2 separate regions of the Mus musculus genome follow, and region 2 is linked to region 1. A link is a contact called in ENCODE POLR2A ChIA-PET data. All regions are on one chromosome and are shown on one strand. Each heading gives the region's core, a stretch centred on a gene start or an enhancer-like site at or near the end of the contact. The rest is flanking DNA. Distances are from core to core; before and after follow the strand shown. Region 1 holds the start of Ttyh3 (tweety family member 3). Region 2 holds the start of Lfng (LFNG O-fucosylpeptide 3-beta-N-acetylglucosaminyltransferase).

The links. ChIA-PET counts read pairs that join two places held with the same protein, here RNA polymerase II (POLR2A).
Region 2: POLR2A ChIA-PET joins it to region 1 with 27 read pairs in Patski. The contact joins the promoter of Lfng here to the promoter of Ttyh3 in region 1. POLR2A ChIA-PET finds 5 or more read pairs at or near these places in 2 of 5 experiments (Patski and embryonic stem cell).

What each region holds. Positions count from the first base shown.
Region 1 is chr5:140,646,506-140,652,408 of GRCm38, reverse strand. It overlaps Ttyh3 (tweety family member 3), which reads left to right and starts at 3,378. Exons shown (of 14, transcript NM_175274.5): 1 at 3,378-3,704. The coding sequence starts at 3,582.
Region 2 is chr5:140,604,172-140,610,074 of GRCm38, reverse strand. Lfng (LFNG O-fucosylpeptide 3-beta-N-acetylglucosaminyltransferase) reads right to left here and starts at 2,734. Exons shown (of 8, transcript NM_008494.3): 1 at 2,231-2,734. The coding sequence starts at 2,659.

The DNA.
Region 1 (5,903 bases), core at 2,129-4,628:
TATGGCCACCATGCCTGGCTTATGTAGACTTTTTTTTATTCCTGCCTTTAAAAAAATTGTACGAGTGGAATTTGTAAAGATGTACATTTGTGTGCATGCACATTCACCCATGTATATGGGTATAGAGGCCAGAGGTCAACATCATGTAACTTCCTCTATCATTTCCATGTTATTTTTGACATGAGGATCTCTCACCAATTGGCTAGACTGGCTGGCTAGCAGGTCCCCAGGAGCCACTATCTTTGCCTCCTCCCTCTTGGCCTTTGCATGAATGTTAATGGCGTCACATTCATTTGCACAACCAAGCCCTCTACCTACTGAGTGTCTTCGGCTCACAAACCCTACTGGAGGCAAATGAAGGAAGAGAGGGAAAAAGGAGGGAAGAGGCAGGTGGATCTCTGCCTCCTTTTCTAGATAAGGTCCTACAACTTAGCCCAGGTTGACTTCAAATTTGCAACGTGTATGTGTCAGGCTTCAAACTTGTGATCAGCTGCCCAGGTGTGTGACTTCACACCTGGCTTTTGCACATGTCTTTTGGGGAACACAGTTTGTCCATCACTGTGAGTTATTATGTAGTGCACAGGCATTGTGGCCAGATCATAAGAAAATCTCCAATTTGATGAAGCTTCAGAGGTGAAGAACTGGTGAGGGAAGGGTTGGTGGCCTGACACCAATCCATGCTGGTTCCTGACTGGCGGTTGATTCTCTGGATTTCCTGGACAATGGTGGGACCTGGGCCTCAGTTCCTCTTCCTAGAGAGTGGTCAAAAGTCCAGCTTCCAGCCATAGTTGTACTTCGATGGGCAGGAAGAATAACCACAGCTCTGGCCAGACAGAGCTAGCCAAAGTGGGCAGGGTGGAGGGCCTTCCTTCCTGCCCTGTGCCCACAGCCACTACTTGGCATTCTCTCTTTTAACTCCCGTTCTCCCGGGAGACAGGCTGCCAATTTCCTGAGGTTCCTCTCTGCGGTAACTCACGGAGCAGCATTAGGGTGGGGACTCAGTTCCACCAGGGACGTGCTATCTGTCCTGTTCGACGCCGTGTATCAGGGAACCTTTTCTCTATTACATTAAAAACATTTTTAGTGTGTGCATTGGTGTTTTGCCTACAAGGATGCTGGTGCGAGGGTGTCAGATTTCCCGGAACTGTAGCTACAGACAGTTGTGAGCTGCCATGTGTGTTCTGGGAATTGACACCGAATCCTCTGGAAGAAGAGTCAGTGCTTACAACTGCTGAGCCATCTCTCCAGCCCTTACAATTAATTTTTTACTCTGTGCACAGCGCACACTTGGTGGTCAGAGGAACAATGTGTGGAGTCTCCCGTGGAGACCATGTGGAGGGTGGGCTTGAACTCAGACCATCAAGCTTGGCTGCAAGACCTTTACCTGCTCAGCCACCCTCCCTGCTTCTTCTACTTTAGACCCTTGTAACTTTTCCTTCAGGAGTTGTCCCCAGGAAAGGGTTTCACTGACCAAACACACGACTAATGAATCAAAATTAGCACATTTCCTGTGTCCCCTTCCTCCTCCACCTCCCTTTTTAGATAAGGTCTTAAAGCTTAGCCCAGGCTGACTTCAGATTTGCAATGTGATGTACCAGGCTTCAAACTTGTGATCAGCTGCCCAGGTGTGTGACTTCATACCTGGCTTTTGCACATCTTTTGGGGGTATGAAATTTGTCCATCATAGTGAGTATGTAATGCACAGGTATTGTAGCCTGATCAGAAGAAAATCTCCATTTTGGTGAGACTTCTGGTGATGGGAGAGGTAACTCCCAGATCTCACATCTATGTGTATGAACCTTGGACATCAGTTACTGTTGTTGGGACTAAGCAAGGATGCAGGGCTCTCTATGGGAGGTGCTGAAGCAGAGGCCAGAAACTTTCCCAGCCTGTGATGACCGTCTCTGATGTTACTGTTCATCTTTGGACTCCTAAAGGCAGAGCTGGGGGCAGAGCTACTCTCGGCTCTACAGGAAATCTAGCCAGGTGCGGGCATCTCACCTGCTGCACTGACTCTGTCTGGCAAGTGCTCATTTGACACTAGGAGGAAAGCTCGGCCTGGGGGTGGGGCGAGGGGGAACAGCCATTGCTGTGTGGCCCTGGAGTAAGAAGCCTAAGAACTTCTTACCTATCGCTGCAGGCTGATTCCCAGCTAGGTAGCTTCCTCCAGCCATCCAGAACATTGAAACCCACAGCTCTGTAAAGGGCCCCTGCCCTCGGGCCAGAGTGCAAGGAAGGAGATGCCTCAGGCAGTTGCATGAACTGAAAGACAGGTCTGTCAGGAAGCCACTGTCCAGCTGAGGAGTGAGGCTACCTAGCCGATGGAGAAGCTGCATGTGTCTAGTTTCTAAGAACATAAGGCCCCAGGGTTGTGAGTGCACAGAGCCAAGTGGATATGTTCGCTCCACCCGGGGAGAAGCAAGAACTGCCCCCCTGCCCCCATGACCTTTCTATAGGCTGTGTCCTGACCAGTAGCCTAGTTTCCAAGATGGGATACAGGGAACTTTCTTTACATCTTCCTTTTGCATCTTTAGAATGATGCAAGCAAGTGAGGTGCGGCGGTTCAGGCCTGTTATCCCAGTACCTGGGAGGCTGAAGCAAGAGGACTGCCAAGTTTGAGGCTAGGCTGAGCAATTTACAGAGATCCCGCGACAGAAAAAGTAAAACAGGGGATTGGGGATTTAGGTCGGTGGTAGAGTGCCTGGCTTGCATGCGTAAGGCCCTGGTTCCATAACTGAAATTAAAGCAGGTGGGTATTCAATCTATCTGCCCATTATCGCCTTACACGCGGCTTTATGGCTTATGCGCCAGGCTTTGTTCTGAGCACTTCACACTCGGTTTATCTCCGCAACGCCTTTTCTCAGACTACAACACTGATACCGAGAGGCTAAGTCATTCGCCCAAGAGCACACAGCTGCAGCTCCCGAATGCAGATCATGTCCATCCTAGAGACAGGTCACTGGTTCCCTGGCAGGTCCTTATGAGGGCTGCGTGGAAACCGGATCAAACCAGAGAGCAAAGGCATGGGTCGGAGAGGATGCTACACGTGAGCTTTGGATTCCAGCCTTCGTGGTCTACAGGGAAGAAATGGCTGAAGAGGTTGAGGGTCCTGCCTAAACCGAGAGGTGTAGGCAAAAAGACCAATGGTAACGCAGGGGGCAGGGCCTATGGGAGAAATGCCAATGGCAGTCCGGAGGCAGAGACTGCCCTGGTATGGGCGGGGTCTGCGTGGTGCCGACCAATAGCATTGTGTGGGGCGGGGCCGAATGTCCGGGAGGGCGGTTGGGGTGGGGCCTGAGGGCGGTGGGCCTATGGCGGTGTGGGGGTGGAGCCTGAAGGCGAGCGGGCGGGTGCGCGGAGGGGGCGGCGGCAGCGGCGGTGAACAAAGAGGCGGCGGGCGCGGGCGGCCGAGCGGAGCCGAGCGCAGCCGAGCCGGGCCGAGCCGGGCCGAGCCGGGCCGGGCCAGGGCCCCTGGAAGCGGGCACGATGAGGGCAGCTGAGCAGGGGTCGGCGGGTCCCTGAGCCCCGTGCATCCGGCAGCGAGGGAAGCCCGGCGCAGCGCCCGTGGCCGCCCGCCCGCCATGGCCGGGGTCAGCTACGCGGCGCCCTGGTGGGTGAGCCTCCTGCACCGGCTGCCGCACTTCGACCTGCGGTGGGAGGCCACCAGCAGCCAATTCCGGCCCGAGGACGCCGACTACCAGCAGGTGACGCGCGCCCCCGGGTGCGGGGTCAGGGGCCCCGGGTCATGGCCCCTCCCAAGGAGCTGGAGCTTCCCCATCCCCTTTCATTCTAGGAGTCGCCTCCCGTTCACTGATAACCTTTCCAGGGATTAATGTCGAACACCCCCTGGAAGGTGTTCAGCCCCTCTGTGTCACCAGGGCCTCCGATCCGGATTGACGGAGCTGCCTCCCTCCCCTGATAGACCCTCTTCTGATCCTATGGGTTCCTGGTAGGCCCGTCTTCATCCTTTGGGCAGTCAGCTTCTCCCCAGCAGAGCCCCCGCTAGCCAAGGCTGGATCCCTGGGTTCAGGCAGGAGGGTATTCCTCGTTCTCTTTCCCCAGCTAGGGAATCCCTTTGCCAGACTGTTGGTGGGTGAGGAGCCTGGGCCATCGCCAGCCTTCTGTGGCTGCTAATGACCCCTTGCTTCACGGTCAGGCTGTGGGATGTACACAGGGTGTCGTGTGGTTGTGGGAAACCAGGGTGCCAGCAGTCTCTCTACCCAGGGTGGAAAATGAGGCCTGGCTGAAGTGGGGTGAGTGGGCCTCCGTCTGGGCTGGGGGCCATGGGGCACTTGGCAGCCCTCTCCCTGCGAAGCCCTAAGTCTGGCGTCCTGCCAAGTCCCAGCACCACCCCCACTACTGAACCACTGTCATTTGAGTGCAGAGCAGGGGGACTAGGGCTGTGGGCTTTTCCTTCCTGCTCCAGATTCCAGAAAAAAAAGAATGATCAGCCCACTTGGTCACTAAGCACCTCACAGTTTCTCTCCGGCGGCTCCTGGGACAGACAGTAGCCTGGGAATCAAGTACTCCTGGGGCTGTGCCAAATATCTCTGCCGCCATCCTCATCTTACTGAAGTTGAGGGTGAGAGAACACAGGACTGTCCCTGCTCCCACTCTCTGCCTACCTGACCCCAGCTCCAGTAGCTGATGGTGTTCCTGAGCAGATTAGAACAGGTGTGAGGGGTAGAGCAAAACCTGAGTCCTGAAAGACAGCAAGGAGATGCACCCGGGACCCAGGACCTCACCTGGGGATTTTGTGGGGAAGACCAGGCCCGGGTGAGGTGGAGGGACACGTGTGGTTTTCTTACTGTGTGATGGTATTGTTATGCTCTTTCTTGAAAGAACTCTATGAGCTATTCTTGGAAAGTTGCCTTCCTAGGGTTTGCCTGATGGTCAGTTTTGATGGTCCACTGGCACACAGGGCAGCCAGGTAGCATTTCCTGAGGTCAGTGGGCTGCCACCTGCTTCTGCTGCAGGAGGAACTTGCTAGTGACAGGGAAAGGGTGAGGATTCAGTCCCTGCAGCTCTTGGGAATCTGAAGGTAGTGAGTGGTTCAGGCCCGGCTCTGTAGGTCTTTAGATCTATGGGCCCGCAGCTCTGTGGCCCCAGTTGAGCCTGGTCCTGCCTGCTTTTGCTGCTCCACTGTGGGAGGCCTCTGACTCACGCTCCCTCCTGCCTCCTCTCCCAGGAGCAGAATTAGCCACTGAATAATTCACGGTGTGGAACCCAGCCTGGCTCCATCCCCCGCCGCCTCCGCTCCCGAAGCCAGGGCTATGGATGTGCATGGTGCCCCTGCCCTCTGAGCTGATGCTGTAGGCAACCGCTCAGGGTCTCTGAGCTTCGTCACTTCATCTTGAAATTGGGACTGATGGTTTTGCAGGGTCGCCTGTGGGGAGAAAGTCAGGAGTCCCCATTCTGGATGGGCGGGTGGATAATGGTTTCTCACAGGCTCCATCCCATCTTCCCTGGTGAGGTATTGCTAACTCCATGTGTAGTTGTGTATACATGCATGTCGGGATGGCTGTCCTGTCCTAGGGTACCCTCTCTGTAATCCACCATACCTGAACTGTGTCCCTCTAGGGAAGAAAGCTGCTGCGTCTCCCAGCCTGGGGATACCAGACTTGTCTTTTGCTCTCTTTTACACTCATGGCCCAATGTCTGGAGCCTGATGGAACCCACAATTAGACTCCCAGTCAGGCCCTGTGTAGAGCTGCCTGTTCTTGCCTCCTTTCACGCAGGGCTATGCAGCTGTCTGTGTTGTACACCCTAAGGCTTAGCCTCAGTCAGGGAGCATTGGGGGAGACCTTTTACCCATACCTCCTGGACCCCACAGCAGGGGTGGGCTGGCTCTTGCAAGGGTATCTCAGACCCTGCTGCTACCTGGACTGGTGAGAAACCAGTCC
Region 2 (5,903 bases), core at 1,485-3,984, 42 kb after region 1:
GGGTACCTGTGGGTATCACTCAGTCCACCGGAAACTCTGTAAAATGGGCACAACACAGCTTGCCTGTGCACAGCCAAGTGCTAGGGATGGACTCTCCTCTCCCAAGTGTCCCTGGGAAGTGAGTACCATCTTCTTTTCTCCTTGGCATATAGTTAAGAGACCAGAGAGGACACTGGCCTGTGGCCACACTCAGGAAGAAGTAATGGGAGACCCTGATCTCAGTCTGTCCCCATCCCACCAACTTCCCCTAAGGAGGACGGACAGGGCAGAGGGGGGCAGCAGAGCTGGTGAGGGCAAGCAAGGGGGTGGGGGAGAGACACACAGGAAGCAGCATTGTTCCTGGAACCGAGATTCAAAGAAACACAGGATGCCAAGTTCTGCCCCAGCCATTGTGGCTGTGGCGGTGGCAGCCTGCAGCCTGGCGCGCTCCTTAGTGGTGGGGGAGGAGCAGCGGGCCAGAGGCCAGGCGCTCTGCCTGTACCCCTGACCAGCCTCTCCACCTCACCGAGCCTGCTTGGTTTTTTTGTACAGCCCCACAGTCATGCCTGGTGCCAAGATTGCCCTTCCTGGACCCTAGGACTCTGATGCAGATGGAACCTCCTCCTCCAGGAAGCCTTCCTTCCATTCATCCCCAATCCAGGTTAATGGAGCCTCTCTCACCTTCCATCAGACTGCAGCCGCCCTGGACAGACAGGGGAGCAGGCCCTTTGCTACAGGTTCCAAGAGCCCCTGATCATAGCACACAAGAGGGGGGCTTTGCCTGTCATGTGCACGGGAGGTGAGCATGGCAGTAAATGCAGCATTTTCTGGGTAGGGGGCCCCCTTATTCAGAATGACTGCTGGGATCACCAAGAGCCTCCAAAGTTCTACAGTCCACTTTATAATACCTCACTAGAAAGTATTTCCCTTTTCTGAGAGCAAGAGAGGATCAGAGAGACCCTAGGCTTCTCACCAGACCACACAGTCCAACTGAGTCCCAAATCCCTGAATAAGAGTTTCTCAGAACCGATAGTGGCCCAGAGTGGGATAGATGCTATCCAATATCACACAGCAGGAAGGCTGAATGAAGGGGTGGGGGAATGCCCTGGCTCAGGGATCGTGCCCCACGAGGGCTGTCATTCAGGGCTGGGGGGAGGACACAGAGGCCCCCTCATCACCAGGCAACCTGAGTGGCCAGCACGCCAGCCAACGGTTCCCATGGAGCGCATAGCTGTACACAAGAGGCCGACGCCTTTCTCGGCTGGAGAAAGGGGCTTTGTTGCCTTGCCCAAGGGGCCGGCGTGAGAGCAGCCTAGCGCTGGGAATCCTAACGGCACCACAGCCAAACAAAACCCATGGCCCCCCGCTGCCCCCTCCCGAAGGCCTGCTGAGCCCCTGGGAAAGGGACGCCTCATTCTCAGGAGGCTACGGTGGGGTTCTCAGGGCCCCTCTTTGACCAAGACTAGATAGGAGCCTGTCCTCTTAACCTCCACTGTCCTAAAGCGAAGTCTCACTGGGGCTGGGTCAGGAAGGAAAGTGAGTCTTAGTCTTCACACCAAATATCTACCCCCACCCCTACACACACACACACACACACACACACACACACACACACACACACACACACACGCAGTGCACTCTGCTCTCCCGCCCCAACGGTCCTGTTGTAGCCTCCAGGGAGATTTTCAAAGTGGGGTGTGTCTTTTTATTATGTGTATGAAGTTGGTCTAACAGGAGGTGGGGGAGCTGAGCTACTGAAGTCAGGGTTCTGAGCAAGTCTGGAGAACTAGCACCCATTTCTTTCACTTTGCCTGGTCCAGGGGTGTGCTATGCCTTTTCCTCCCTCCCTTTCAAGGGGGCGTACCTTCCACCCAGGAAGAAGGAAGGGGAGTGAAGGGGACCCAGGATGGAACTGAGCCAATTTGCTCGAAAAAGTTTAGGAACAAATATGGCCATTCACTCCAGTGTTTAGGAGAAGCGTTACAGAGCCAGCCCTAAGCTGGAGGCGACTCATCCAGACACAGAGCATGTGGCTGGGGTGACCCTGGGCAACACGGAAGGAAGCTTCCAGGGTAGTAAGGCAAAGTGAACCCCAGCAGCCACACGGGGCTGTAATGGGATTTATCAGTGTCATCGTTTCCCAGATAGACCCAAAGCAATTAACGCATCGGGAACCGCTATCGTCAGTCACCAGTTGGACCAGAGGGTGATCCCCACTTCATCCCCCTGCCCAGGCCGCGCTGGGTCTCACCATCTCCTTGTGGCGCGAGATCCAGGTCTCGAACAGCAGATCGAGCCGCGCGCGGTGAAACTTTCTGGTGGTCTTGACGGCGATGAAGACGTCGCGAGGGGACAGAACTTCGGCGGGGGGACGCGGATGGCCGTCGCCCTGGCGAGAAGCGACCCCGGGCGGTGGATCCGCGTCTCTGCGCGCGCGGGTGAGTAGACTGAAGTACTCGGAGAGGCTATGCACCTCGCGGGTGAGGACTCCGGGATCCACAGCCGCCCTGGACCCTGAAGCCGGAGCTCCTCCAGAGGAGCCCGCCAGGCTACGCAGCGCGCGCCGTCCGCGCTCAGCGGGCATCGGAGTCGGTGGCGGGTCGGCCGTGAGCACCAGGAGACAAGCCAACAGCGCGCCCACCAGCGCCAGCAGCAGGCGCCGGCCGCACCGCTGGAGCATGGTGGCCGGCGGCCGCACGTAATATCTATCCCAGTGCCAACTGGTCCGGCTGCCCGAGGCTCCCGGTCCAGCTGCGCGCCTCTCGCTTCAGGAACTCTTAAACCTCCCCTGCCCGCCACGCCTCCACGCGCTAATTGGCTGCTAGCCTTGGGGCGTAACCTTTAGGGAGATCTCTCCTTCCCACGTGGGATACGGACAAGGGGCTGGGAACCACCCAGCTGGGGTACCCACGGCACCCGCCCCCTTTGTGCACGAGCCTGTCCCGCCTGCGCCGAGTCACCCTCCGGAGCTGCTCTGGGAGACACCCAGCCTGACCAACGCCCGCCACGGCTGCACGTGGAGGACGCGCCCCCGAAGCTGGGACCTGGGTGATAGGGCCAGTGCTCCTCCGCGGGCGACATCCTTGGCTTCTCGCTGTGCATTTCCTGTCCCCGAGCGGGTTTCCTTCCCTGGGGAACGGTGCTGACTGAGCCAAAGTGGTAGCCTGCAGTGTGTCCTGAGCGATTAATTTTGAGCTGCCCTTACTGATACTTATGTCTTAGGAGTGGACCTGAAGTTCAGGCAAAAGGGTATCAGTGACAAAATTCTACGTCCCTCCGTCGGTCCATCCTTCCCTCCTCCCCCAGGCAGGCCTGTCTTGGCATCATGTTCCTAAATGGGGAGGGTTGGTCCCCAAAAACCTCAGGCACCCCGTAGCGAGGAGACACTCAAGCAGCCTCTTTCCTCGAAGGATGAAAGGCTACCTTCTGTTCCATTTGGTTCCTCCGCACTCCTACCAGATGTGACCCAGCTGTGCGCCATCCCAGACCCGCCTCCCCGGCACACGGCCCCCTTCCCACGGGCGGGGGCCTTGCCTGCGCCTAGCACGAGCGGGGGCGGCAGGAATGTGCGCCTAATGGTAGGGTGAGAGGCTACGGGTCCGGAAATGGCCAAGGGTCCCCTGGAGTGGGAGCAGGGTCCGAGCCCGAGCCTGCTGCATCTTCCGGGAGCGCAGCTGGGGGCGGCTCTCCGCCTGGCTGCCCCTGGGTCTGGTTGGCTTCAGTTTCCGCGTCCCCCTTCAAAGGAAGTCTGAGCCCACCCTGCCACCACGGATAAACTGCTGTTCCTTCTGTCGCCGACTCCCTAGCGTTTATATTTTAGACCGGAGTATCATTTCTAATTATTTCTCTACTACACTCTTCTTAATGTCCGTCCCTCTCTTGGAGGTTAAAAGAAGGCATCAGGCTGGATCAGGTAAAGACTTACTGCAGGGGCTGGCCAGATGGTTCAGTGGGCAAACGCAACTGTCACCTAGGCAGATTTGAGTTTATTTCCCAGGACCCACATGGTCAGAAAGAACCAACAATATGTTGCCCTCTGACCTCCACACGTGCAACTTGGCCTGAGCAACACACATTTATACACACGCACGCACGCACGCACATACACATACGCACACCTGCTTTCAACAAAATTCTTTTCAAAATGAAGACAGACATGATAGCCCATGTAGCAGGCTTGGACGATTGCTGAACATTTAAAGGCAGCCTGAGTTACAGAGTGAATATCGGGTCAGCCCCTGCTGCCGTGTAAAAGAGCGCCTGAAATGTACCTCATCTGGCAAAGTTGGTAAAGTGTTTGCCTAGCATGTATGACGCCTCGGTTCATCTCTGCACCAAATATTCCTTGGCAAATAGTGAGTTTGAGTCCAGCCTGAGCTACATGAGACCCTATCACAAATATAAAATAAAATGACTTTGAATTGATGTGTAGCCAGGCTCTCCCCACCCCACCCCACCCCCCAGCCTCCCACCCCACCCAGGAGTGGATCTCTGGTCCATTTGCTCTGAGGGCCCTGTGGGACACTGCAACCCCTCTGTGGTGGGAGGGAGTGGGATATGGTGGTTCCCAGGCTTCTTCCTGACCCCTCCCCCCAGGTAATTAGGAGGCACCACCTCTGGTAGGCAGATGCCTAAGCAGATGGTGCTGGCTGTGCCCGAGTGACAAAGCTCCCATGGCGTCACCTCCTGCTATAAACCCCTCCTCCTCCTGCCAGAGCCTGGTCCCTCAAGGACAAGGAAAAAGTCCTACCTGCTATCTGCTGGACTGCTCTCCAAATAAACTCACCCCAGTTCCAGCCTCAGCCTCAGGGGCTAATCCATTCCCACCAAAAACTATCTATGTGTCTTCCGAGTGTTTTAGGTCTAAGGCTCCTCCTTGAGACCCCTCTCCTGGACCACTTGGCAGCCTCCATTCTACTTTCTCTGTGTCTCTCTGTCTCTGTCTCTCTGTCTCTCTGTCTCTCTCTGTCTCTCTCTCACACAAACACAGACACAGAATAGACTATAGCATGACTCTCTGTTGTCACCTATGAATTCAAGACTCTCCTGGTATCCACATGTCTTGTGGTGGTCCTACCCCGTGTCCCCCCACCCCGCACATACAATGTCTTCATTTCCCAATAGCTCAAGTCCCCTAATCACCCTAACTTTCTGCATGGCTTCCATTTAAACCAAAGGGAAGATACCTTCGTGGGCATTTATCAAGTCTCTGACGGCAGGAGAGGAAACAAACTACCTATGCCTTCCTTCCATACCCACCTGACCAAGTCATAGCTGGTTGTCAGTCTTGGTGCGCCTTCATCCCAAGCCTGGGACCATGTCAAGCCGCTACCACCAAGTCCTCATGTTCCCCATTGTAAAGAAAGCAACCTGATGCCCAGAGAGGGGCTGGTGCAGTGTCCATGCCTGCCACAGAGGAGCCATGCAGGGGAGACCGGGTCGGCCATGGAGTAAGGAACCAACCAGCTCTGACTGTGGTGGCTGGACAGGGAACGGCAGGTCAAAGCCTTACCGCATTCTTGTGGGGGCTGCAGGCTCTGGCAAGAGTGATTCAGTTTCTTCGCTGTCAGAAGATTGGAATTTCGTGGTTCCTCCTTGAGGTCTGAAAACCAGAGGGAGACATAACCAGCTCGCCTCTCCCTATTGCTTCCTGCACTGAGCTCATGGGGTACTCCCTTCCTCTGGACCCATGGACTCCCTGCAGACACCCACTGGGCATGGGAGGGTAGGGCGCTCATCCCAGGACAGAAAATGAGGAGCTAGAGAGGGAAGATCAGGATATTCGGGAAGCCCCTAGGGTCCTCAGAAAAAGTTCTGGGAGGGGAAATACTAGGGTGCAGGCAGTGAACACTCTAAACTGAGCCATGCCCCCAACCCCTCACTGGGGGATTCTAGGCAGGGGCTCTCCCACTGAGCCACGCCCC